2 separate regions of the Homo sapiens genome follow, and region 1 is linked to region 2. Evidence: read pairs that join two places in POLR2A ChIA-PET (ENCODE). Cell type or tissue: endothelial cell of umbilical vein. All regions are shown on one strand. Links, peaks and the distances in the headings refer to the core of each region. The heading gives the core; the rest is flanking DNA. Region 1 overlaps CENPV (centromere protein V). Region 2 holds the start of LOC284191 (a long non-coding RNA gene).

What was found. ChIA-PET counts read pairs that join two places held together with the same protein. Peaks named below come from ENCODE experiments on the same cell type or tissue, not always from the same donor. Only the 100,000 strongest peaks of a DNase experiment are listed, where the experiment ranks them.
Region 1: POLR2A ChIA-PET joins it to region 2 with 10 read pairs; 2 of 35 experiments call an interaction of 5 or more read pairs at or near these places.

Annotation. Positions count from the first base shown.
Region 1 is chr17:16,338,133-16,351,500 of GRCh38, reverse strand. It overlaps CENPV (centromere protein V), which reads left to right. Exons shown (of 5, transcript NM_181716.3): 2 at 1,472-1,570; 3 at 2,816-2,885; 4 at 6,790-6,904; 5 at 8,560-8,964. The coding sequence ends at 8,684. Among named protein-coding and RNA genes, the nearest start is that of CENPV, 8.7 kb to the left of the region's middle. In endothelial cell of umbilical vein, for the core only: no CTCF peak of the experiment used is centred there; a DNase peak (open chromatin) is centred at 8,300.
Region 2 is chr17:16,973,774-16,988,424 of GRCh38, reverse strand. It overlaps LOC284191 (a long non-coding RNA gene), which reads left to right and starts at 7,072. Exons shown (of 3, transcript NR_148948.1): 1 at 7,072-7,124; 2 at 7,709-8,224; 3 at 10,795-12,426. It overlaps LINC02090 (long intergenic non-protein coding RNA 2090), which reads right to left and starts at 96. Exons shown (of 3, transcript NR_146886.1): 1 at 1-96. RefSeq lists enhancers at 6,609-6,658, 6,253-6,792, 6,759-6,808, 6,879-6,938, 6,949-7,158 and 6 more. In endothelial cell of umbilical vein, for the core only: no CTCF peak of the experiment used is centred there; no DNase peak of the experiment used is centred there; H3K27me3 peaks cover 625 bases.

The sequences.
Region 1 (13,368 bases), core at 5,064-13,063, 640 kb after region 2:
TAAGCATTATGTGTGCAGAAAAAATTAAAATACATAAACGTAAAGAAACATGAAAAAATGATCAGTCTTAATCATGCAAATTAAAACTGCAGTGAGCTATTTTTCCTATAATTATTGCCTGAGACTGTACAGTGAAATGTTTTCTCATTTATTTATCGGGTAAGGGTGTTCAATCCTTTTGGAAAGCGATTTTAAGACATTTATCAGATCTTAATGTTCATTTCTGAGTTTGGCTTATATATAAGCTTTAAAGGGTTAAAATTGTATGTAGGCTGGGTGAGGTGGCTCATGCCTGTAATCCCAGCACTTTGGGAGGCCGAGGCGGGTGGATCACCTGAGGTGGGGAGTTTGAGACTGCCTGACCAACATGGAGAAACCCCGTCTCTACTAAAAATACAAAATTAGCTGGGTGTGGTGGTGGGCGCCTGTAATCCCAGCTACTCGGGAGGCTGAGGCAGGAGAATCATTTGAACCCTGGAGGTGGAGGTTGCGGTGGGCTGAAATCGCGTCACTGCACTCCAGCCTGGGCAACAAGAATGAAACTCCCTCTCAAAAAAAAAAAATTCTATGTAATGTGTATTACAACTATGTAAAACGCATGTGTATGAAGAATACTGGAAAGAAATAGAGCAAAAATATAAGAGCCTTTATTAAGTTTCTCAAAAGGCTCTTCTGGACCTCTGGACTTGATTGAGTACACAGTCTTATTTTTCATAGCAGCCTGTACCTCCTTTATCACAATCATAATTAATTATTATTTGAGTAAATTGTTAAGGTCGGTAAGGGTAGCAATCGTGTCTGCTGTATCTTGTTTAGTGTTCTCTCCTTCGTGCCTAGCTCATAAAAATATTTAGTATTTGAGGCCCGGAGCAGTGGCTCACGCCTGTAATCCCAGCACTTTGGGAGTCCCCGTGGGTGGATCACAAGGTCAGGAGTTCAAGACCAGCTTGGCCAAGATGGTGAAGCCCTATCTCTACTAAAAATACAAAATTAGCAGGGCGCGGTGGCAGGCGCCTGTAATCCCAGCTACTTGGGAGGCTAAGGCTGGAGAATTGCTTCAACCCAGGTGGCAGAGGTTGCAGTGAGCCAAGATCGTGCCACCGTACTCCAGCCTGGGCAATAGACTGAGACTCCATCTCAAAAAAAAAAAAAAAAATTTAGTATTTGACATATAAATAAAAATGTCTGGTGGTGGGTTAGGATCCCTCACATTTTCGAAATGTTTGGAATGTTTTATTTTGCAACTTAATATAATTTAAGAAATTGGTGAAAAGAGAGCTCATGGACAAAGAAGGTGCTGAAACCATTCTTCACTTAGGAAATTGACAGTGCCTCCTTAAAAGCAGAAATGCATCTGGTTGTCATGTAGAAAAGACTTTTGTCTAATCTTCTGTCTTTCTTTCAGCAACAAAAAGAGAGCAGGAGGCAGCTATTCAGAAATTATTATCTTTCTGATTTTTGTTTCATTTAGTGAATACCAGGGCCTGGTGAAGCACACAGGAGGCTGCCACTGTGGAGCAGTTCGTTTTGAAGTTTGGGCCTCAGCAGACTTGCATATATTTGACTGCAAGTGAGTATTTTTTTTTCCCTAAATTGGCTTAAAAGAATTTCAGAGTTAAAATGCAATATTTCAAAATAATCTGGGGAGTTGGGGTACAGAGGAAACATTGGCCTTGGGCTGGTAACTGTTGAAGTCAGGTGATGGGGACAGAAAGGTTCATTGTTCTATTTTTGTTCCTTTTATATGGCTCATCACAGAGCTTCAACAGCATGGCCCAGGTGACACAGAGCAGGGTCCTCAGGGCTTGTGGCTTGTGGCAGCATCACCCTCAGACTGACACTGCTGAGGAGCCGGGGGCGGTTAGCTGCAGGTGTGCCTGGCTGGGTACTGAGTGGAAAGCCTTGGGCAGAATCTTCATAGAAGTCTAGAGTTGGGGAGAGTTGGAGGGTATGTTAGTAAAGGGTGTATACACCTGGAGGCTCCCCAGGCCCTCCACTCTCGCTCTGCTCTTCGGTTGAGGCAGATGGCACTGCTGGCTGTGGAGGGCCTGATTTGTACCACCTTCCCCGGCGTTATGATGGAGCAGGGACGACAGGCTCTGGCTTTGGGACCCAAAGTTGGCATGCAGCTAATTATTTAACAGCATCCAGTCCTTTTTGCCCCTAGGTACCGGAATTATATATGAATAATAAGCACATACGATGGAATTACTCAAATGGAGAACTGACCAGGCTACTAACAATAGAGTCCAGATTGGAAAAGAAGCACTGTGGAATAACTTGTGAGAGGATTCTGTGCTAAATTAGAACTTTTTCAAAGGTGGCCTGAAAAGAGGGGACTTCAGTTTAATTCCAGAGATGGTAATTCTGGGGACGTGTTTTACTTGGAGCTGGACTTCTTGTGACGTGGTGATGAAGAAAGAGGGAAACCTAAACTTCCTTGTCCATTTTTGGTGTGGATGTCTCAGAGACATCAGGTTGTAGCAGTGTCTGAAATTTGTTTCCTAAGTGTCTCTGAAGTCCAGCGCTTCTCTTCACTGTAAAGAACTGAGGGGTGGGCAGTACAGACCTGTCTGTTGGTCCTGTGTTCTGAGCATTGCAGAACCTCGACTGCTGACTTGGGACCCCCCTGGGCTCTGCTGTACCTGCAAACCAGAGGCACTGCTATCCAGGCCTTTGCCCCAGCTCCTCGGCCCTGGATGGTGCTGAAAGGGGCATCATCTGTGGGGTCGGCTGGCTCTCATGGCTGGGCCGCTCAGGCATAGAGGATGCAGGTGGCTGCTCACAATCTGGAATTTGCTCTGTCTTTCTGTAGTTGCAGCATTTGCAAGAAGAAGCAGAATAGACACTTCATTGTTCCAGCTTCTCGCTTCAAGCTCCTGAAGGTCAGTGCTTAAGAGCAGGGTCAAGGAGTGCAGAACCCATTGGTGAGATTTACAGGACCCCCCACCCAACTGTTAGCATGCCGTCTGTAGCATGGGAGGGGCCTGGAGCATAGCAGGGCCTCTCACGGGCTTTGGTTTCAGGTTGACATTTAAAAGGTGGGCCCGGCACAGTGGCTCACGCCTGTAATCCCAGCACTTTGGGAGGCCAAGATGGATGGATCACCTGAAGTCAGGAGTTGAGGACCAGCCTGGCCAACATGGTGAAACCCTATCTCTACTAAAAATACAAAAATTAGCTGGGCGTTGTAGTGCATGCCTGTAATCCCAGCTACTTGGGAGGCCAAGGCAGGAGAATCACTTGAACCTGGGAGGTGGAGGTTGCAGTGAGCCGAGATCACACCATTGCACTCCAGCCTGGGTGACGAGTGAAACTCCATCTCAAAAAAAATGAAAATAAAAAATAAAAGGTTGTGTTATTTTTTACCTTTATTTTTTGGAGGCCTATTTGGTATTGTGGAAACATTTTCAAATTCAGAGAATCAAAAAACAATAAAATCACCCAAATCCTGTCAACTAAAGGTAACCACTGTTAATATTTTGGTGTCTGTCTTTGTGTATTATTTTCTACTCTGAGAAATACATCTAAACCTATTGTCTTATGTTTATTAAGTAGAATTTTACCATTCTTTTTGTTGATAAACTGCTTATCTCATTTCCCAATGAAAAGCTTATATACTTATTTGTAACTTTAATTTTATTATTTTGGGGAATTTTTTGTACTTGGTACAAAATTTGAAAGGTAGAAGAAAATGTGTATATACACAGTGAAAAATCTTTCCCTACTGTCCCCATGCCCCAGTCTCCCTCTTCCCCACAGCCGATTTCCTGGTCTACTTACCCCATCACTGTCTCTGCATCATTGCAGTTGAGTCCCGTTTTTTTCTGATTATCAACAACACTGGTGAACCTCCTTGGTATACATTTTTGACAATTTAGAAATTTCTTCTTTAGGATCAATTCTCTTAGAAATAAGTTCTCTGGCTATTCTGGGCACACTTCCTACACCCTGCTCTACAAGGAGCAGTTAAAAAAAAAGAGAGAAAGAAAATCTCCAGGTTAAAGAATACAGATTTTTTAAAAAAGACTTTTAGCACATTATGGGTAATGTGGGGTTGGGCGGGGCTTTAATTCCATCCAGATAATGCTGGATGGCTTGGGACCACTTGGCAGTCCTTCGCTGCTTTTCTGTGCTGCAGTGGCTATGGAGTGAGCAAGGCTCCTCAGGGAGCTATTTCTATAGGAAGCACAATTCTGGACGGTATGGCTGGGGAAGCGTAAAGAGGGTTAACAAGGATAAGAAACCTCCACCCCTTCCCCTTCAGCTGTCTGATTTCTCTCCCTAAAGGTAAGCCACTGTTTCTTGGATCCCTCTTCAAAGATACATATGCATATAAAAGCACATACAGGCCAGGCACAGTAGCTCATGCCTGTAGTCCCAGCACTTTGGAAGGCCAAGGCAGGCAGATCACTTGAGCCCAGGAGTTCAACACCAGCCTGGACAACATAGCGAGACCCCCATGTCTACAAAAAATAAAAAATCGGCTAGGTGTGGTGTTGCATGCCTATAGTCCCAGGTACTCGGGAGGCTGAGGTGGGAGAATCACTTGATCCTGGGAGGTCAAGGCTGCAGTAAGCTGTCGTCATACCACTGCACTCCAGCCTGGATAACAGAGTGAGATCTTGTCTCAAAAAAACAAAACAAAACAAAACAAAAACACCACACATACCAGTATATAGCCTTAAAAAAAAAAAAAGAAATGGTAGCATACCACGTACGTTGTTTTATACCTTGCTTAACTTTTTTTTTGAGACAGTCTCACTCTGTTGCCCAGGCTGGAGTGCAGTGGTGTGATCTCGGCTCACTGTAACCTCCGCCTCCCAGGCTCAAGTGATTCTCCTGCTTCAGCCTCCTGAGTAGCTGGGACTACAGGTGCCCGCCACCACATCTGGCTAATTTTTACATTTTTAGTACAGACAGGGTTTCACCATGTTGGCCAGGCTGGTCTTGAACTCCTGACCTCAAGTGATCTGCCCACCTTGGCCTCCCAAAGTGCTGGGATTACAGGCGTGAGCCACTGCGCCTGGCCTATACCTTGCTTTACTTTGTAACTTTGGCAATTGTTCCATGTTAGTTTTGTAGAGCTGTCTCATTCTTCTCAAAAGTTGGAGAATATTTCATTTTATGAGTGTCCATAATGCCTAACCGGTCCTCTATTGAGGGACATTTTCAATTTTTCCAATCTTTAGCCTTCATAAACAGTGCTATAGTATCTATATACCTATGTCATTGAGACATTTGGAATATATCTGTATAATAAATTTCAAGAAATGGAATTGTGTGCTAAAGCATATGTACACTTTAAAATTTTGGTAGATGTTGCTAAATTGTACCAATTCCTGTTCCTGTGACTGATATATGTGAGCACATATTTCTCTACATACTTGTCAATACCATGTTAACGGCTTTGATTTTGCCCACCTGACAGTGAAATACATCTCATTGAAGTTCCTTTGGTGAGCATTTCATAGGCTAAAGAGTGATTTATTTTTCTTTCTATCTGAACTGTCCGTTCATGTCCTTTGTCCAGTCTCCCGTTTGTATTATCCATTAAGGAAATTAGCCTGTCTATGACGTCTGGCAAATATTTTTTTCCTGGTTTGTCCTTTGTGGATAAATTAAGCACAGCCATCAGTTTTCTTAAGACCTTGAGCCGTTCTGTTTGGGGACATGGAGAGCCAGTCCCTTGGGTGAACTGTCTCTCCACATAGGCCCTGGGAAGCAAGCACTTTCCCTCCCTGATGTGATGTATCAGGGAAGGCTCAAGGCTGAATTCTGTATGCCGTTGACCTAAGGGAAGCTGTGAGCTGTCACGCTCCAGACTGACATGTCTCTGGATAGTGTAGATGGGTCTCTGTCCTCAAGAAGGTCCCAGTCTCTTCTGGAGATAGGAAATGGCCTCTTAGTACAAAGAGCCCTACAGAAGAGCTCCTGCCATTAAGTTATTTCAAGATTTTTTTTTTTAATGGTGCGATCTCAGCCCACTGCAGCCTCTACTTCCCCAGGCTCAACTGATGCTCCTACCTCAGCCTCCCAGGTAGCTGGGACTACAGATGTGTGCCACTGCACCTGGCTAATTTTTATATTTTTTTGTAGAAACAGGGTTTTGCCATGTTGCCCAGGTTGGTCTTGAACTCCTGGGCTCAAGCAATCCGCCTGCCTCGGCCTCAAAGTGTTGGGATTACAGGCATGAGCCACCATGCCTGGCCAAAGGTGTTTTTTTTTTTTTTTTTTTTGAGACGGAGTCTCGCTCTGTTGCCCAGGCTGGAGTGCCGTGGCATGATCTCGGCTCACTGCAAGCTCGGCCTTCCAGGTTCATGCCATTCTCCTGCCTCAGCCTCCCGAGTAGCTGGGACTACAGGCGCCTGCCACCACACCCGGCTACAAAGGTGTATTTTTTAAGTGACATAAAAATAAATGTCTTTGGGGCCAGGCGCAGTGGCTCACACCTGTAATCCCAGCACTTTGGGAGGCCAAGGTGGGTGAATCATGAGGTCAGGAGTTCGAGACCAACCTGGCCAACATGGTGAAACCCTGTCTGTACTAAAAATACAAAAAATTAGCTGGGCATGGGGGCACGCGCCTATAATCCCAGCTACTTGGGAGGCTGAGGCAGGAAAATCTCTTGAACCCATGCAGGTGGAGGTTGCAGTGAGCCAAGATTGCGCCACTGCACTCCAGCCTGAGAGACAGTGGGAGACTCTGTCTCAATAAATAAATAAATAAATAAATTAAATAAATAAATCTCTTTGTAAAAAAGAATACCGTTTGTCTGTTTTCACCTAGGGAGCTGAGCACATAACGACTTACACGTTCAATACTCACAAAGCCCAGCATACCTTCTGTAAGAGATGTGGCGTTCAGAGCTTCTATACTCCACGATCAAACCCCGGAGGCTTCGGTGAGTAAAGGGGATGGACTGCAAGCTCAGGGGGACACAGAGAGGCCCATGGTGCTCTCATTTAAAGTCTTATTTGGACAGGTGGGATGCTGACTAGACCCTGTCACATGCGTATCTTAGAGGAACAGGGCTCCTCAGCAGAGCGCTTTCCACATGATAGAATGTGAGTCGGGCTCCGGTGAAACTTTTCTGAATCCCATATCTGAATGTGGTGAAGTTGGACTTGGAGCCCATCCAGGTTGTGATTCTTATTCACTGGTGCTGGTAGAGCTGGTGTTGCTGGGGATGGTGTTGAAGGGTAGGGAGGAGAGGGGTGAGGAGATGGGCTTGTGGGGCCAGGGGAGGCAGCTTTAATAATGACAGGGGTTAAGGGAGTGAAGGAGGCAAGATTGGGGAGCATTGATAATGGCATTTGAAAGCTTTTTGGTTGTTCAAAAATTAGGCAGGACTGGCTGGCTGCGGTGGCTCACACCTGTATCCCAGCACTTTGGGAGGCCAAGGTGGGAGGATTTCTTGAGCTCAGGAGTTTGAGACCAGCCTGGGAAACATAGCAAAACCGTATCTCTGTTCTTTTTAAAAAATAATAAACAAGCAGGGAACCCTCCAAGCCCCGCTTCAGGGCCTGCTTGGGTCTGGGGAGTAATAAAACTAACCCTCTGACAGTTGTTGAGAATCATACCAACTATAGTGTGAATTGAAGGGGAAAGCAGAGGTGGAAGATGTTCTGAGGACTCTTGTTGTGTCAGTGCAGCCTCCAGAGCTGCGAGAGCAGCTATGACTGTCAGTGTCTTTTGCCTTATGGTGGTGGGGAGCGGACAGGGGAGGTGGGGGAGGCAGGGCAGGGCAGGATGTCATCCTTACCGCTCCCCCATTGCTTCAGGGCCTCCTGTTCCTCATCTGTCACATGGAGACTCCTTCCTGTCTACCTTGCAGAACAGGAAAGAGTTGAAAAGTATGAAATCCTGTGCAAATGGGAAGACATTTAATTCTTAGAAAGTTATCTATCTGAGGCCAGGCATGGTGGCTCACCTGAGGTCGGGAGTTCGAGACCAGCCTAACCAACATGGAGAAACCCCATCTTTACTAAAAATGCAAAATTAGCCAGGCTTGGTGGCGCACGCCTGTATTCCCAGCTACTTGGGAGGCTGAGGCAGGAGAATCACTTGAACCCGTAAGGCAGAGGTTGCAGTGAGTCAAGATCACGCCATTGTACTCCAGCCTGGGCAACAAGAGCTAAACTCCATCTGAAAAAAAAGGAAAGAAAGTTATCTATCTAAACACAGGAAAGGCCTGTGAATTCTTCAGGCTGCCAGTCAGAGATTGCTCTGGGCTGTGCCTTTCTGCATGTTGTACTCTCAACTTGGTATTGAATGTTGTCTAGCCTTGGCCAAACCTGGCTCAGGGAGTGTGATTCCCATCTGGCAGTTGAGGAAAGTGAGTCAGAGGGCTGAAGCGGTAGGCTGGAGCCAGTGCTTTCCGAGCCAGCTGGCAGCCTGTGGGTCTCATCACTGAAGCCATAAGCTGTGGCATATCCTTTGGAAGCCCTAATGTGTAGCGTGATGATGCCTGCAGGTGGGGGCTTATCCAGGAGCCGGTACACCATCTGGTCTCACCCATACTGAGGATCCCCCTTTGTCTGTGCCACTTTCTCGTAGGAATTGCCCCCCACTGCCTGGATGAGGGCACTGTGCGGAGTATGGTCACTGAGGAATTCAATGGCAGCGATTGGGAGAAGGCCATGAAAGAGCACAAGACCATCAAGAACATGTCTAAAGAGTGAGCTTCTGCCTCTCCTGCCCTGAAAAGGAGGAATGATTGGGGCCAGCAACTTTGCTCTCCCTGCCGTGCCTCGGTGGTGCTCCTGAATGTGGCTGACCTGGGCTGCTGGTTCCGTTGACTAGGGTCATCTTGATCTCTGCAGTTTGCTCCAGCTACCAGTTTCTTTAGGCAGCTCTTTGTCCTCCCTCTGCCCAGATTTTGATGTAGTCTAATTGACATCCTTCTCTTCCCAACTTTTGTGTGATCTTTTAGGAAAAAAAATAAATATTTTTAACATTAAAGCAGTCACTTTGGTTTATCATTTCTTTTGTACTGTGATTTGCTTCTGAGGCCAGTCGATTAATAGCAGATATATACTCAGCACTATCAAGATGTTTGCCACCAGGCATTGTGGCTTAAGCCTGTAGTTCCAGCTACTCCGGAGGGTTGATCGAGCCCAGGAGGTTGTGGCTGCAGTGAGCTGTGTTCGTGCTACTGCACTCCAGCCTGGGTGGCAGAATGAGACTGTCTCAAAAAAAAAATAAGAAAAAAGAAAAAAATGTGTAGCTAAATTGGAAAGAAGACATAAGATAAACAATTATTAAAAATGGAAGATTGTGGCAGGGCATGGTGGCTCACACCTGTAATCCCAGCACTTTGGGAGGCTGAGGCGGGTGGATTACTTGAGGTCAGGAGTTCAAGACCAGCCTGGCCAATGTGTTGAGACCCCGTCTCTACTAAAATTACAAAAATTAGCTGGGCATGGTGGCATGTGCCTGTAGTCCCAGCTACTTGTGAAGCTGAGGCAGGAGAATCACTTGAACCCAGGAGGCAGAGGTTGCAGTGAGTGGAGATTGCACCACTGCACTCCAGCCTGGGTGATGGAGCGAGACTCCATCTACAAAAAAAAAAAAAAAGGCTGGGCACTGTGGCTCACGCCTGTAATTCCAGCACTTTGGGAGGCCAAGGCAGGTGGATCACCTGAGATCAGGTGTTTGAGACCAGCCTGGCCAACATGGTGAAACCCTGTTTCTACTAAAAATGCAAAAATTAGCCAGGCGTGGTGGCGGGCGCCTGTAATCCCAGCTACTCAGGAGGCTGAGGCAGGATAATTGCTTGAATCCAGGAGGCAGAGGTTGCAGTGAGCCAAGATTGCGCCACTGCACTCCAGCCTGGCTGACAGAAAAAGACTCTGTCTCAAAAAAAAAAAAAAAAAAAAAAATTGTGAATGGTTACAATCCATGTGAGCTGTAAAGATAATAAGAGCTCTAAGAGTTCAAAGGAGAGAACTCAGGGAAGCCTTGAGGAGAGTACGATTTGAGTCTATCTTTAAAAAGTTAAATCAGCTTCTAATTTCTTTTTCAGTTGTAAAATACACATAAAATTTACCATAAACTGTTAATTTATTTAGAGACAGAATCTCTCTCTTTAGTTATTTTGAGACTGTCTTGCTCGGTCACCTAGGCTGCAGTGCAATACATGAACATGGCTCACTGTAACCTTGACTTAGACTTGAGATCTCCCCCCTCTTAGCTTCTGGAGTAGCTGGGACTACAGGTGTGTGCCACCACATCCGGCTAATATTTTTTGTAAAGACAAGGTCACTCCATGTTGCCCCGGCTGGTCTCAAACTCCTGGGCTCAAGCAGTCCTCCTGCCTCGGCCTCTCAAAGTGTTGTGATTACAGGCATGAGCCACTGCACTTGGCCTTAACCATTTTTAAGTGTACAATTCAGCAGTGTTAAGTACATTCACATTGTTGTGTAGCCATCATTGCCATCCATCTCCAGAACTCTTCACCTTGCAAAACTGAAACTCTGTACCCATGAAACAACAACTTTGATCCTATTTTTAAAGGAAGCAAGATTTCAGCTGGGCATGGTGTCTCACGCCTGTAATCCCAGCACTTTGGGAGGCCGAGGCTGGTGGATGGCCTGAGATCTGGAGTTCAAGACCAGCCTGGCCAATGTGGTGAAACCCTGTCTCTACTAAAAATACAAAAATTAGTTGGGCATGGTGGCGGGCGCCTGTAATCCCAGCTACTCGGGAGGCTGAGGCAGAATTGCTTGAACCCGGGAGGCAGAGGTTGCAGTGAGCCGAGTTCGTGCCATTGCACTCCAGCCTGGGCAACAAGAGCAAAACTCCGTCTCAATCAATCATTCAATCAATCAATCAATAAAGGAAGCAAGGTTTAAGGAGACAGGAGAAGTAACTGAACAGGTACGCACACATGCAAAAGCCAGGCTGAAGCTGCATGTGGTGGTGCACACCTGTAGTTGCAGCTACTTAGGAAGCTGAGGGCCACATGAGCCCAGGAGTTTTGAGACTGCAGTGAGCTATGATGGTGTCATGCATTCCACCCTGGGAGACACAGCAAGACCCCATCTCAAAAAAAAAAAAAAAAAAAAAAAATTGGCTGAATTGGAGGCTTTTAATGGGAAGAAGTAATGAAGATATCAGAAAGGTATGTTGAGGATAGACTGGATGGTCTTGGATATTAGGCTCAGGAATTTGGCCTTTATTTTGCAGGCATTGGGAAGCTGTGACCACCTCTGAACAGGATGAATAAAGCCTGGCCTCATATAGTCTTCTGATTGGTTGCCATCTCCCTCTCTTCTTAACTTCACATTGCTCCATATTACTAACATATTAGCTTTCCTCAAACATTCCTGCCATTACCAAATACTGAGTACAAATAATGGCAAATGCTTAATAAATATTTGCTCTTTGCTTTAGGGAAATTACTCATGAAATGATTTGTGAGGTAGACTAGACAAGGAAAAAGAACAGGGAGAGGGAATAAAGATCTCAGAACAAAGGTCTCTGAGGAAAAAAAAAAAAAATTAAAAAAAAATGCCGAGTGTGGTGGCTCACACCTGTAATCCCAGCACTCTGGGAGGCCAAGACCGGTGGATCACCTGAGGTCAGGAGTTCAAGACCAGCCTGGCCAACATGGTGAAACCTCGTCTCTACTAAAAATACAAAAATTAGCTGGGCGTGGTGTTGGGCATCTGTAATCCCAGCTACTCAGGAGGCTGAGGCAGGAGAATGGCTTGAGCCCAGGAGGCAGAGGTTGCAGTAAGCTGAGATGATGCCACTGCACTCCAGCCTGGAAGACAGAGTGAGACTCTGTCTCAAAAACAAAAAACAAACAAACAAAAAAAATACAGATGGCCAGGCCAGGCATGGTGGCTCACACCTGTAATACAGCACTATGGAAGGCTGAGGCAGGAGGATTGCTTAAGCCCTAGAGTTCAAGACCAGACTGGGCAATGTAGTGAGACCCCCCCATCTCTACAGGAAACAATAAAATACAATAAAAATGGCAGTTTCTCAGTTTGCTGTGCTGGGTTCTATGTGGTCACTGTCTCTTCAGAATCACTGATGGCCAGGTTCACTCTTCAAGACTGGAAGCAGCACGCACAAGGATGGGATTTTCGAGGCCAGAACTCCAGGTATTTTTAATTTTTTTTAATTTTAAAATTATACAGGGGCCAAGCACGGTGGCTCACACCTGTAATTCCGGTACTTTGGGAGAACATGGCAAAACCCTGTCTCTACTAAAAATACAAAAAATCAGGCTGGGCGCGGTAGCTCATGCCTGTAATCCCAGCACTTTGGGAGGCCAAGGCAGGTGGATCACCTGAGATCAGGAGTCTGAGCCCAGCCTGGCCAACGTGGCGAAACCCCATCTCTACTAAAAATACAAAAATTAGCCGGGCATGGTTGTGTACACCTTTAATCCCAGCTACTAAGGAGGCTGAGGCAAGAGAATTGCTTGAACCTGGGAAGCGGTGGTTGCAGTAAGTCAAGATTGTGTGCCATTGCAATCCAGCCTGGGTGACAGCAAGACTCCGTCTCAAAAAATAAATAAATAAATAAATAAATAAGTAAATAAAAAGTAAAAAAAATTAGCTGGGTGTGTTGGTGCTCACCTGTAGTCCCAGTTACTCAGGAGGCTGAGGTGGGAGGATCACCTGAGCCCGGGAAGTTGAGGCTGCAGTGAGCTGTGATCGCACCATTGCACTACAGCCTGGGTGACAGAGCAAGACTCCGTCTTAAAAAAAAAATTATTTTTTTTAGGGATATGTGATCACAGCTCACTGTAACCTTGAACTCCTTACTTCAAGCAGTCCTACCACAGCCTACAGGTGTGTGCCACCCCCTGGCTAATTTTTTAAAATTTTTTGTAGAGATGGGGTCATGCTATGTTGCCCAGGCTGCTCTCAAACTCCTGGCCTCAAGTGAGCCTCCTGCCTTGGCCTCCCTAAGTGCTGGGATTATAGGTGGGAGCCACTGCATTCGGTTGCATTTCTTTATTTAATTACATCTTGATCTTTTCATATCAATATACATATCCTCATTATTAACTGTTGCATAGAACAGCATAGTGTGGGTGTAGTTTATTTAGCTATTCTTTTTTTCACGGAAATTATGATTGTTTACAGTTTTTTGCTATTACCAAGAGTGTTGACAGTGAACATTCTTGTACACACCTCTTTATACATACATATGTGTATTATTTGAGAATAGAGAAGTGGGATTGCTGAGCTGAAAGATATGCATTTGTTTTTTTGGGTTTTTTTTTTTTTTTTTGAGATGGAGTTTCGCTCTTGTTGCCCAGGCTGGAGTAAAATGGCGTGACTTGGCTCACTGAAACCTCTGCCTCCCTAGTTCAAGCAATTCTCCTGCCTCAGCCTCCCAAGT
Region 2 (14,651 bases), core at 6,614-14,613:
GGTCTGTGCTGGGCTCTGGGGAGCATCTGACGAGTCACTGCAGAAGCAGCACTTTCTGCAGGAAGAACAGAAGTGTCTGCCTGTCTCTCACTTCCTTTTTGGGGCCTGGGAGGGTTGGCCTGTGAGTGGCCAGCTGCTATTTATGGGGCTCGACTGCTCTGTGTGAAACCCCAGTCTCTCTCGAGAGGGAAGAGTAGTGGGAAAGGGTGGTGCCAGGTGACATTGCCCCTGGTCTGGGGTACAATCAGCCCAGGTGCAGCGGTCACAACGTCAGAGTAGGGGGTGTAGCTCAGGGGTAGAGCATTTGACTGCACAACGTCAGAGTGAAACCCATCTAGGTCAGGATGGACGTGATGGGTTTCCTAACAAATCAACTCTGTGTTCCTTGTATTTGTAGACGCTCAGTGTATAGAGTGGGCTTTTAGTTGGGTGACCACATTCCAACCCCCCTGATTTGGACAGAAGGGGAAACTGAGGCCCACAGAGGCTAAGTGCCTAGTCTGAGGTCACATGCTGAGCTTGGGACATCAAGAGGACTAGAGTCCATAGTCTGGACTCTCATTCTAGTGCTCTGCCTTTTCATGGGGGTGGCAGGGTCACCCGTTTGGCGCAAAATTAAGCTGAGTTTCAAAGGCCACTGAGCATCTTCCCCAGCCCCAGCCATTCTCAGGGTCCTGGGAGGAGGACAACTGTCTCCTGTATTGTCTTGAACCCCTGGTGGATGGGCGGGGCAGGGGGTAGGAAGGGGCAGAGAAGGGGCTGTCCAGATGTGACACATCTGGAGTCTCCACATCTGCCCCAGGGGTGATGAACAGAGCTGCCCTCTCCCGCCTGTTCATGGTGGCCTTCGGTCATCTTTAGTTTTGTACCACCCGGGTTGCTTTTGGGTGTGCCTTGTGACCTGTTCTCGCTGGAATGAAATGGCCTGTGCATTCCTCCCTTCCTCCTCCTCCCTCTCCACCTCCCTCCCTCCCTCCTCCCCCATACGTGTACTGAGCCCATACTCTGTGCCCCTTGCCTTTGAGATGAATGGCCGGGGCTGTCCTAACTGAGGAGGCAAGATTTGGGCAAGCTTCCTGGGAGGCAAGCAGTCACCCAAGCACACATCTGGGCAGAGAGCATTCCAGGCAGCGGAACAGCACAGAGGGGAAGTTGTCAGCATTGGCCTGGTGTGAGCAGGGGAGAGTGGCAGAGGGCTCAGGGAGAGAAGGCCCAGGTTCAAGGCCCAGGGCCATTATAAAGATCCAGTGTTTAGTCAGAGCAGCTGGGGAGTGGCAGAGGTTCCTGGGCAGTGGAGGGCTCAGCTGTGGCTCAGGTGCTAACAGAGTACATGGCACCTGGGGGTGGGGGGGCCTCTGAGAAGGGGCTGGTAGGGGGTGGCTTGAAGCAGGCCTGAAGGTGGTAAGTGCTCAGATGATTTTGGTCATATTTTGAACGTAAAGCCAACAGTGTTTGCTAATGGATTGGTGGAAGGGAAGGAGACAGGGAGAGAAAGAGAAGTCAAGGATGACTCCGGGTACTTAGGGCCTGTCTTAGTTTTAGACCCAACCTCACAATTCTGGTGGGCATTGCCCTAATGGGGGCTATCCCTCTGTGGCATTCTTTGAATTCAAGGGGAGGCAGCCATACCCCCAAAGCTCTTGCACTCTGTGTGCCTGCAGAATTAGCAACACATGCATGCTGCCAAGGCTCACAGCTTGCACCCTTTGGAGCAGCAGCCCAAGCCACACCTGGGCCCATTTGAGCCACAGCTGGGGTGGCCAAGGAGCATCGTGCCAAAACACAAGGAGTAGAGACCCAAGGCAGCCAGCCCCTGGCCCATCCCCCCAAATCATTCTGCCCTCAAGCTCCAAGGGCCCTGGGCTTATGATGAGATGAGTCATCCAGATCTCTCAAATCCCTTCAGAGTCTTTCTCCCACTGTCTTGATGAACAGCACCTGGCTTCTTTCTAGCCATACTCATCTCCTTATCACATGGGCTCTTGGCCATACCCTTGGTATTTTCTCCTTAACACACCTTTTTATTCTTTATGCGGCCAGGCTGAGAATTTTCCAAATCTTTGTGTTCTGCTTCGCTTGTGGTTATACATTCCGTCTTTAAATCATTTGTCCTCTCGCATTTTACTATGAGCAGCTAAGAGAGGATGTACAGCATCCTGCACACTTTGCTGCTTAGAGGTTTTTTCTGCCACATATCTAGTTCATTAATTTTTCAATTTTTTTTTTGTTTTTTTGATACAGGGTCTCACTCTGTCACCCAGGCTGGAGTGCAGTGGCACGATCATAGCTCACTATAGCCTTGAACCCTTGTGTTCAAGTGATCCTCCTGCCTCAGCCTCCTGAGTAGCTGGGTCTACAGACATATGCCACCATGCCTGCTAATTTTTTAAAAATTTTGTAGAGACAGGGTCTTCTTATGTTGCCCAGGTTGGCCTTGAACTCCTAGCCTCAAATGATCCTCCTGTCATGGCCTCCCAAAGTGCTAGGATTACAGGCATGAGCCACTGTGCCTAGTCATAGTTCATCACTCTTAAGTTCTGCCTTCCATGAAGTCCTAGCACATGGACATAATTCAGCCCAGTTCTTTTCCACTCTGGAACAAGTATCACTTTCCCTCCTGTTTTTAATACCCTGTTCCTCATTTCCATCTGAGACCTCATCAGAATGGCCTGTACTGTCCATATTTCTACCAGCATTCTCTTCATGAACACTCAAGTAATCTCTAAGGAGATTCCAGCTTTCCCTACAGCTGTCCTCTTCTGAGCCCTCACTAGGATCACCCTCAATGGGCTGTTCATGGCAATACAGGCTCTTCCTGGCATGCACTTCCATCCTGTCCCAGCCTCTGCCCATTACTCAGTTCCAAAGCTGCTTTCACGTTTTTAGGCGTTTGTTACAGCAGCCACATTCTGGGTACCAATATTTGCCTTGGTCCATTTTGTGCTGCTGTAACAGAATTCCCGAGATTGGGTAATTTACATAGAATAGGAATCTATTTCTTACTGTTCTAAAGGCTGGAAGTCCAAGATCAAGGTGCCAACATTTGGTGTGGACCATCTTGCTGGATCCTCACATGACAGAAGGTGGAAAGACAAAAAGGGATGAACTGAGCCCTCACATGGTGGAAGAGCAGGAGAATGGAGAGCCCATTCCCACAAGCCTCTTTATAGCAGCATTAATCCATTCCTGAGGGTGGAGCCCTCCTGACCTGACACCTCCCCAAAGACCACACCTCCTAACACTGTTGCATTGGGGTTTAGGTTTCCAACACATGAATTTTGGGGGACACATTCAGACCACAGCAGGGCCTGGGCCACCAGAAGAATGGATGCCAGCCTCTGAGACCAGGATGGCTGAGACACAGCAGGTCGTGGAGCTGAAGTAGACGCTTACTTTGGTGAAGCTGTGCTAAGACTGAGATGCCCGCTAGGAATCCTAGAGGAGACACAGAGGAGGCCAATGGATCCTCAGTTCTGAAGCCCAGGAGGCCCAGACTGCAGATAGGGATTTGGGTGCTGTCACTGAACACAGGCCAAGTGTATTAGGGTTCTCCTGAGAAACAGAACCAGTTGTGTGTGTGTGTGCATGTGTGTGTGATAGAGAGAGAGAGAGAGGAATTGGCTCAGGTGACTGTGGGGCTTGTGGATCTGAAATCTGCAGGACAGACCATCAGGCTGGCCACCCAGGAAAGAGCTGATATCGCAGCTCAAGCCTGAAAGTGTTCTGGAGACAAAATTCCCTCTTCCCCGGGGGAACCATAGGCCTTTTCTTGTAAAACCTTTTAATGGCTGGATGAGATCCACCCACATTTCGGGGCAATCTGCTTTTCTTTTCTTTTCTTTTTTTTTTTTTTTGAGATGGAGTTTCGCTCTTGTTGCCCAGGCTGGAGTGCAATGATGTGATCTCGGCTCACCACAACCTCCGCCTCCCAGGTTCAAGCAATTCTCCTGCCTCAGCCTCCTGAGTAGCTGGGATTACAGGCATGTGCCACCACGCCCGGCTTATTTTGTGATTTTAGTAGAGATGGGTTTCTCCATGTTGGTCAGGCTGGTCTCGAACTCCCGACCTCAGGTGATTCACCCATCTAGGCCTCCCAAATTGCTGGGATTACAGGCACGAGCCACCGCACCCACCCCAATCTGCTCTTCTTAAAGTTGACTGATTTAAATGTTAAACTCGTCTAAAAAATACCTTCACTGGGATATCTAAACTGGTATTTAACCAAATACCAGTACTGTGGCCTAGCTGAGTTGACATATAAAATTAATAATCATATCAGGAGAGGCAGAGGGCAGAAACATGGCACCAGGGAAGTAGGAAGCCCAAAGGTCAGAGATCCAGGTATAATCCCTGAGAAGAAGCAAAAGTAAACAGGAAGATGACATAAATTATCTCTACCATTTTTCCTATTTAATGTCTATCCTTACAATAATACAAGACCTGACCACAATTCAGGGGGAAAAACACAAACAAACAACCAAAACAGGTCCAAGGGGATCCAGATAGCGGGGTTACTAGACACAGACTTTGAAATAGCTGTGATTATGTGTGGAATATTTGCAAGTAAACGAAAGACATCGAGCCATGGGTTTGAGAAGGACTGTGAACACTTAGCAGCATACATAGAAAGAAAATCACCCCTAGGTACAATGTAACATTACAGGAAATGAAAGACAAAGGGAAAATCTTACAACTAGACGGAGAAAAAAATAAAGGCAATGAGAAGGCATTAGAGAGTTTTCACTGAGGGCTGACATGGCATCTGACTTATGTTTTAAAAAGATCACCCGCCACTGCTGGAGGAGAATGGGTGGTAGTAGTAGGCCAGTTAGTGGCTCAGCAGAGAGCTGATGGTGGGTACAGTGATGGTGATAGCAGGGGGAATGGAAGAGAAATAGCCACATTGAGGATGTCCTGTGTTTTGGAAGATAGAACAGATAAATTGGTGATGGGTAAGATGTGGGGGTGAGGCAAGGAAAGAATCAAGGGTCATCCCCAGATTTCTGTTTGAGCAATTTAGTACAGTAAGGGGTGGTGTCATTTAGTGAAATGGGAAAGACTGGGGAAGGAAGCGGTTTGGGATGTCTTACATTTAGTAGGTAATTTATTCTCTCTGAGCTACATTTTCCTCATCTCTGGGTGGGGCCATACTTGTACTCACCTCATAGCTTTATTAGGATGATTAAATGTTAGCTCCTGTTATTATACACATTTAAGTCAATGGTTCTGGCAGGCAGCTGGAAGCAGGATCTTACCATTCTCACCCCTGGGCTCCTGTATCCTTGGCCAGTTTGAATCCAGAGCTGAAGCAACCAGGCCAGCCCAGCCATTAGGGATCCCAGAGCTGGTTTAGTTCCTGTACCAGAGACAACTCCTCATTTATCTGCAAAAAGGGAAAAATAGATAAGCCTTCAATAGTAATGGGAGATTAACCTCAAATCCTGCAACATAGAAGGTCTTAAGTGGGGCCAGGTGCAGGGGCTCAGTAATCCCAGCACTTTGGGATGCCAAGGCCATAGATCACTTGAGGTCAAGAGTTTGAGACCAGCCTGGCCAACAGGGTGAAACCCCATCTCTACTAAAAATACAAAAAAAAATTGGTTGGACATTATGTCAGGTACCTATAATCCCAGCTACTCAGGAGGCTGAGGCAGGAGAATCGCTGGAACCCAGGAGCAGAGGTTGCAGTCCACGCCACTGCACTCCAGAACGGGTGACAGAAGGAGACTCCATCTCAAAAAGAAAAAAAAAGGAAAAAAAATACGATCTTAAGTGGGTTTTTGTTTTTTACCCAAAACGTTTAAATTCTGCCTCTGCAACCTGCAACCTGAGAATTGCTAATCTGCCTTATTCCATCTGAATATATTGTTTTGGTTTGCTAAAACCAGGAGGTTCACCTTCATCCTCCTCCCTGAAGGAAATTTTTCTGTGAGACAGGCTGCACCAGACATTGCTTTTTGTTTTTGTCAAGCGGGACACTGACCTGATCCAATTCCATTCATTGCAGACATTTCTGGAGGGGCTTCGCTGTGCCAGACTTTGAAATAGCTGTGATTACATGTGGGGGAGCCCGAGATGATATTTCATTAGCTCAGTAACTGTTTCCACCTTGTTCCCCACCCCCACCACACTGGCCTTCATTTCTTCTCCACTAGTGTACTAAGTCCACTCTCTCCTAAGTGCACTGACTGCTGGGCAGCCCCTCACCCGGGTTGCTGCAAGCTGGCTTCTCCTCCGCAGAGAGGCTGCCTGACTCCCCCGACCCAGGTCCCCAGCCCCAGCTCTCCTGGTCCTGTCCCCTGACTGTCCCAGTTCAGACCAGTATCTGCTGCCCACTCCTTTGCCTACTTCTTTGTTATGCCCTCAGCAGCTCCACCTGTGAGCTCCACCAGTGCTTGAGCTTTGACTTAAGCCCTGCTGCATCCCCGCACCCCTGCACGTTGTAGGTGCTTAATAAATGTTTATGGACTGAGTGAGTGGACATTCTGTTTCTGGGCCTGTCTTCTGCTCTGAGAGGGTAGGGAGTCCCTGGGCAGAAAGAAGAACAACAGGGTCAGCGGGAAGTTGGGCTGCCATTCAGGGCCTGAAGAAAGTTGGTAACAGCCTCAGCTGTTCATTGCCCACTAGAAAGAGCCTGGGCTTTGGGGTCAGGTATTTGTGGGAGCACATCTCAGCTCCCCACATCCCAGACTGGATGCAAAAAGCTCAGTCTCTCTGGGCTTTGACTCTCTCGTCTGTGAGAAGGGGGTCGTGGCAGCATTTGCCTTATTCTGAGGATAGAGTGATTTAAAAATCAAGTTCATATCTGGCACATAGTAGATGTTCAGCTAACTGTGGCCACTTATTGTCAGCCTAACACCTGCCGTGCACACACATGCATCATCGTCGTCACCTTCACCATGAGCCGTGCGGCCTTTTCCAGCTGGGGCTCCCCACTGCTCAGAGATAAAGGTTTCCAGAGGCGTCAGCATGACGCTCAGCCCCGGCCTCTTTTTCTCTCGTTCTTGCACCATCTGTCTGTTGAGTGCCTGCCACATGCCAGGTGCAGCCTCAGATGCCGGAGGCATAGTCACTTTCGGATGAGGGAAGCAGATAGCCCACCAGCGAGCACAGGGACGTGCCAGGTCAGTCCAAGCAGGAGCAAGTGCTCAGGAAATAAACCAGATGGGAGTGGTAGGGAGTGGCCAGGGTGGGGACTCTGGCCAGGGTATCTAGGAAGTCCTCTTTGAGGAGGTGCTGTTGGAACCAGGACTCAGTCCTTCAGAGAGCCACAGGCTGAGCACTCCTGGCAGGGCAGCAGCAGGGGCAAGGCGGCCGAGCGGAGAATGGGCCTGGCTTGTCTGAAGACCAAGACGGCTGTGGCTGCAGCGGAGTTAAGCGGGAGAGGTGGGAGAGGAGAGCAGGAAGGCAGGGGCCAGGCAGCCTGGGGCCTCGTCCAGACTCTCAGCTTCTGTACTTCTCCCTGGGGACATCTGTGAGTCGCTGAGCTGTGGACAGGGAGTGCTCACTGAGTCACCCAGGGCCTCACGGCAGGACCTGGCCACATCTTCTCACGAAGGACCCGGTTCATTGATTCTCCTTCCTCAAATAGGTCCCCTCCACCCAGCAGAACCCAAAGGAATCAAAAGCTTGGGGGTTTTGTGCATTTGTTTTAAGATTCCAACTTTCTTGTCCATTTACCTTTTTATTTTTTATTTTTTTGAGACAGATTTCGCTCTTGTCGCCCAGGCTGGAGTGCAACGGTATGATCTCATGTCACGGCAACCTCCGCCTCCCAGGTTCAAGCAATTCTCCCGCCTCAGCCTCCCGAGTAGCTGGGACTACAGGTGCCTGCCACCAAGCTCAGCTAATTTTTGTATCTTTAGTAGAGACGGGGTTTCACTATGCTGGCCAGGCTCGTCTCGAACTCCTGACCTCAAGTGATCCGCGCGCCTCGGCCTCCCAAAGTGCTGGGATTACAGGCGTGAGCCACCACGTCTGGCCTTCTTGTCCGTTTATTTATTCATTCAACAAATATTCATGAAATGTATGTTGTAAGCTGAATACTTTGCCAGGCTCCGAGGACCAGTCAGGCACTTTGATGCCTTCAAGCAGCCTAGGACCTAGAGGTTTCAATGCCTCTGCTTTCCTATTTATAAATGGGCAGACTGGACCTGAAGTCCTGAAGGCTCACCCGCCTGGAAGCCACCTCTCCTCTGGAGTTCTGATGACGCTGCAGAAGCCTGTACGTATCTCTGCCCAATACCACATGTACAACAGAGGACTTTAACTAAAACGAGTGAGAGAGAGAGATTCCTTTTTCCCAACTTAGGATCTAAAAGTTTCTTGAACGTTCAGTTCTGTGGCTCCATTGCCCACCCAGATCACCCACCCTGGCTACAACCAATCCAAAAACTTGAACAGATTAAGAGTTTACCAACCCACCCTTCCTTTCTGACCTGGAGTGAGAAAGAAGCACAGTTGTCCCTCAGTATCCACAGGCGATCTGGTCCAGGTCCTTAAGAATACCGAAATATGCAGATGCTCAAGTCTCTGATATAAAATGTGTAGTATTTGCATATAAGCTATGCACATCCTCCCATAGAGTTTAAATAATCTCTAGATTACTTATAACACCTAATACAATGTAAATGCTATATAAATGGTTATACTATATTGTTTTCATTTGCATTATTTTCTATTTTTTATCTATTTTTTTTTTTTTTTGAGATGGAGTCTTGCTCTGTCACCCAGGCTGGGGTGCAATGACGTAATCTCTGCTCACTGCAACCTCTGCCTCCTGGGTTCAAGCAGTTCTCGTGACTCAGCCTCCCAAGTAGCTGAGATTATAGGCGTCTGCCACCACATCTGGCTAATTTTTGTATTTTTAGTAGAGAAAGGGTTTCACCATGTTGACCAGGCTGGTCTTGAACTCCTGACCTCAAGCAGTCCACCCGCCTCAGCCTCCCAAAGTGCTGAGTTTACAGGCATGAGCCACTGTGCCTGGCCATTATTTCTATTTTCTACTTGTGGTTAGTGGTTAGTTGAATCTGTGGAGGCAGAAACTGCAGCTATGAAGGGCCGGCTGTACTATAACTGCCTGCTCTGCTTGTCTTCTACCCAGAAACCTGGGCAAATGGGCTAGGAGCTATTTGCAAGGCTGTAATTTTTGGTTAACGAACAACTTCTCTGCTCATAGCCATGGGAACCAGGGAAGGAGACAAGAAAACCAGAACCAATCTTCTTCTTTCAGTGTGAAACCATCTTTTATTCTTGCTGGGAACTATCTGGGCATCTGGGAGGAGTGTGAAGGAGCAATACTATACAGAGGGAAGGGTTTGGGCTCTGGAAGCAGATCGCTTACCAGCTCTATGACCTTAGGCAAGTCACTGTTCCACTCTGACCCTCTGTCTCCTTTTCAGCAAAATGGAAATAATAAATCTATTCCTAGGCCTGGCATGGTGGCTCACGAATGTAATCCCAGCACTTTGGGAGGCCGAGCTGGGAGGATCACTTGAGCACAGGAGTTCGAAATTAGCCTCAGCAACAATTGAGACTGTGTCTTTACTAAAAAATAATTTAAAAGTTAGGCAGGCATGGTGGTTCGCACCTGTCATCCCAGCTACTCAGAAGGCTGAGGTGGGAGGATTGTTTGAGCCCAGGAGGTTGAGGCTGCAGTGAGCTGTGATTGTGCCAGTGCTCTCCAGCCTGGGTGGCAGAGTGAGACCCTATCTCAAAATAAACACATAAGTAAATATAAATAAATTTCTGAGAGGATCAAGTAAAGTGGTTAAAGTAATAAAGCCTGGCTCATAGAAAGCCGGGTGATAAGTACTAGGCGACAAGCAATATTATTCATACAAATATAAGGACAATGACAATTGAGAATAATTTCATTCCCTTTGTGATAGCCACCTGATTGTTAGTGCCTAGGAGGCACTCTCTCTAGAGGAGAGACCGAGGATTCACTAGCAGCTCAGATCCACAGAGCAGAGCATACCCCATGTGTCTCATGGAAACACCCCTTCACAGTGGCCGAGAAACATCTGTGCACTGCCTTGCTAGAAATCGGGAAATACAAATTAAAGCAACAAATACCATTTCTCACCTATTAGTTTGGCAAAAATGTAATAGTCTGATACTATCCCATGTGGATGAAGATATGAGGGAGGAGCCAGCCACATGTGGCTGCTGGTGGGAGAGAATATTAATTAGTGTGGTCATTTGGGCAATATCTAGTGAAGCTGGCCACAACTCAGAGAGATGCTCATACATCTGCACAAAGGCACGCACAGGTCTGCCCACTGTAGCGTGGCTCCTAACAGCGAGGAATCAAAAACAGTCCACGTGTTCTTCAGTAGAGGAGGAACGGAAAAGAATGTGTGGAATCCCATAGAGCAGCTAAACGGGAATGAGCTCATTATATGAGCATCCATATGAGCTGATCTCAAAGGTGTTGGGTGAGAAAAGAAAGGGACATAATGATAGATTTAGAATGCTATTTATATAAAATGTTTAAAAATAACACGCAAAATAATGCTATATACTGTATTTTTCATAGCTAAAACATTCTGTACTGTACTCATAAAAGTATAAAAAGGGGCCTGGAAGATAGAGCCACATTTATGATGGTGAGTGTAGGGTAGGAAGTAGAATAGGGAGTTGGGGGATTTCGGAGATTTCACTGTCATGTTTTCCTTCTTATAAGAAAAACTTGAAGGTGAATATGCCAAAATTTTAACACAAATTCTCAGTGGTGAAAATATGGATGTTGGTTATATTTTTCATGGTTATTTTCTGTATTTTTTTTCAAAGGGGAAAATAACAAGAAAGCTCTATTTACAGAAAAACACCAGCTAAAAAATGTAGAAGGAATCTAAAAGGTATCGAAAGTTACCACCTTGCAAGTGGAATATTGGTTTTGGCCAAAGATGCTAAAATGATCAACAGAAGGGTCGTCCTTTCTGTTGGGAACCAGGATGCTCACAAGGCATTGCCCACAAGGGACACTAATTGCAAAAGGGACAGTGTGCCTCCACAGGGGAACAGCTGGTGTCACCATCTTAACAAGGGATCTGACAGCATCACCGTGGGGGGAGAAAGCCAACATCATGCACCTCCAGGAGCTCTCAGAGGTTGGAGGAACACGTGAACCAACACCAGGAGGATACAGCCCGAGAGATCAGCCATGGGACATTTCACAAGACCACGGCCAAGTCTCTTCACAAAGTCAACGTCAAACACACCAAACAAAGGAAAAAAAGATAAAAGAGAAGAAAAAGAGCAAAAGGGAAGGGACTGCTCTAGCCAAAAAAGGACTACACAGATACAATGACCGGATGTAATATGTGACCCCCAGAGGGATACCGATTCAAAAGATGCAGCCATGGAAAATGTCTTATAAGCACCAGGGCCATTTAAATGTGGACTAGATGTCAGATGGTCTTATTGAACTATGATTGACTTTCTTAGATGTGATCATGACAGTCTATGTGAGAGAATGTCCATTTTCTTAGGAGGTGCCTTGTGGACACACTTAGGACTGCAGTGTCGGGATGTCTGCAAATTGCCTTCAGGGTCTCAGCCAGAAGGCAGGCAGGAAGAGACAGAGATGGATGGAGCCATGCAGACACCAAGGTGAAGAGCTACTGAATCTTGGTGGAGGGTCCCTGAGTCTTCATTATAATTTTAACTTTCTTGAAGTTTTGAAGTTTTCATAATAAAAAGTTAGGAGGGAAACATTTTAAAGTAGAGAAACTAGATCTTCCCACAGAACACTGGGGACCCTTATTATTATTATTTTAAACCCTGCTCTTTGCTTTTTCAAAGTGAGTTTTGCTAAAATAATGGTATCTAGCATTTCTGAGAAATTAGCACAAATGTACAGCTACATTAGCAACAGGAAATTCAGCACATCTGAGTCATCTATGTAAATGGCAATAATGAAAATGAGGGCTTTCGCTGCATGTCTAAGAAATGTCCTCTTTTGGAGACTCTTCCTTTTGTTTTACACCCAGAACTGTCTCAGAGGAGGTTCAACAGCAGGGCCTCAAGGGACCAGGAGTAGGTGGCAGACATGAGGGAGCTCAAAGAGACCACAGCACCTGCAGGGATGTGGGTCTTTAGGGCCAAAATACCACGGACATGCTAGTGCAGAGTGGAACCATCTCCCTGGGAAATATTGATCAACAGGCCAGTGTTGCCTTTCTTCAAACAATTTAACTTAAGGAGCTCATGCCCCTCAAGGTGACAAAGACGGTAAAATGTGAATTAAATGAGCAGATGTTACGTGTTTAGAACAGTGCCCTAAGTTTTCCCTGTTGTTACTCCCAATGATCACTGTAGGAGTTCATTTCAAAAGCTAAGAACTGTCCGGCAGGCTATACTAAATGGAAAAGGTGGCATGCTAAACAGCAACCTTGATCTGTATAAGCCAGCAGTTGTGTTAAAAAAAAAAAAAAAAGGTATGGAGGGGGAGGGAGAGGTGAAATATATCCTCTAGCGACACGCACATGCTCAGAAATGCCTAGGCTTTGCTGGGAGGCTGTATGAACAAGGTCCACTAAGGGTTGCCGCCTTTGAGTAGGGACATCATGGGCCTAGGATAACCAGACAGGAGAGAAATTTACTTCCGCCATATTCTTTTACTGCTTGAATTTTTTTCTTTACTATGTGTGCATTTTAACTCGCTAATTATACATATATAAATGAACCAGGTCCAAAACCTTAAGGTATATGAGTTATCTCTACTCTGGGTTCTAAATCTCTTCTGTCACCTTGGCTGTGGAGCTTAAAATTAGAATCCCGCATCCTCTTGGGAGACAGCTCAAAAAAAGGCTGGTCTCAGAATGAGCTTTAGAAACCTCCAGCACCTGTTCAATCTTCTGGGGGAGCCAGTGCAGAGGGGGAATCTATTTTTGTGTTTCATGAAACGATCCCATTTGTATGTTTCCATTTATACAAAGTTTGGGGAACAAGCAAAATGAATCTGTGGTGGCAGGAGTCAGAATTGTGACTCTCTTGGGGATGGAGTGGGGTGTGCTGGCTGGAAGGGGCAGTGAGGGACCTTCTGGGGGCTGTGCATGCTCTGAGTTGTGATCTGAGTTGTGGTTGCCTGGGTGTGCATGTATGAGAACACTTACTGAACTTCCCATTTTAAAAGGGTGCATTTCACTGTCTGTAAATTACACCATCTAATTAAAGAAAATAGAAAGCAAATTAAATCCATTCTCTGTAAACTGCATTTGAGCAAAAGCATTAACAAGCTGTGATTGGCAGTAAGACATTAGGGAACTCTGTCATTCAATTCTCAGCCACTCCCCAAATCAGGCTGGATTTTGTTTGTTTTTCATTTCAGGCATAACAGGTATTGGCTTTAAAACTCCAGGACAATGTGTGTGGCTGCAGAGAGCAGCATTCAGTCCCATGGAAGCACAGTCTGGAAGCACAGTCTGCTCACTGGACAAAGCTGAACTTGCTGTCTTTCCTTCTTCTCCTTCCTTCTCCTCTTTCTCCTTCTCCTTCTTCTTCCTCCTCCTCCTTTTTTTGCGACAGGTTCTCATTCTGTAGCCCAGGCTGGAGTGCAGTGGTGTGATCATAGCTCACTGTAGCCTTGAACTCCTGAGCTCCAGCCCAGTGTTGCAATCCTCCAGCCTCCCAAGTTGCTAGGACTACGGGTGCACACCACCACACCCAGCTAATTAAAAAAAAAATTAGGCTGGGTGCAGTGGCTAACGCCTGTAATCCCAGCACTTTGGGAGGCCAAGACGGGTAGATCACTTGAGGTCAGGAGTTCGAGACCAGCCTGGACAACATGGTGAAACCCTGTCTCCAATAAAAATACAAAAATTAGCCGGGAGTGGTGGCTCACTCCTCTAGTCCCAGCTACTCAGGAGGCTGAGGCACGAGAATCGCTTGAACCCAGGAGGTGGAGGTTGTAGTGAGCTGAGATCACGCCACCACACTCCAGCCTGGGCAACAGAGTGAGACTCGGTCTCAAAAAAAAAAAAATTATAGAGACAGGGTCGCTATGTTGCCCAGGCTAGAGCTGAGCTTTCTAACCATCAGAGCTACCCCCCAGGGAGCCAGCTGCTCCGTGAGGTGGTGAGAGCCCTGACCCTGGGGGTATGCAAACAGGAGGTGAGGGGGGACTCAGTGAGGGCATCCTGTAGTGACTTTGGGCTTGCCCATTTCAACAGGCAGAAAGTTCCTGGCAATGGGATCTCTTTCTTACCTCTCTCTTAGAAATCCACTGCCAGAGCCCAGCTATGGTTTTGTCACTGTTCATTGACACAAGTAATTAAATGTAAACAAGTAATTAAATGTAAAACCCCTACAAATGTAAAAGCCCTAAATGTAAAATGTTTAGCCCTACAAATAGGGCTAAAGTCCCCTTTGACGGTCACCCCCAGTCCTGGTTCCCTCTTGCCCCACCCGGCGAGAGCCAGTTTCGTCATGCATGTCTTTGCAGACTTCTTATGCTTCACAGTCATGTGTGCGTGATCACAGACAACACAGCGCTGTACTGTGTGTGTGTGTGTGTGCATGTTGTTTGCTTTTGGTTTTGTTTTACTAAAAGGCATCATGCTGTAAGGCTCATGCTATAAGCTACTTTTATTTACTCAGCGTCTGTCCTGAAAGCTTCGAGATTTCTCATTCTTTTAACTGTGCAA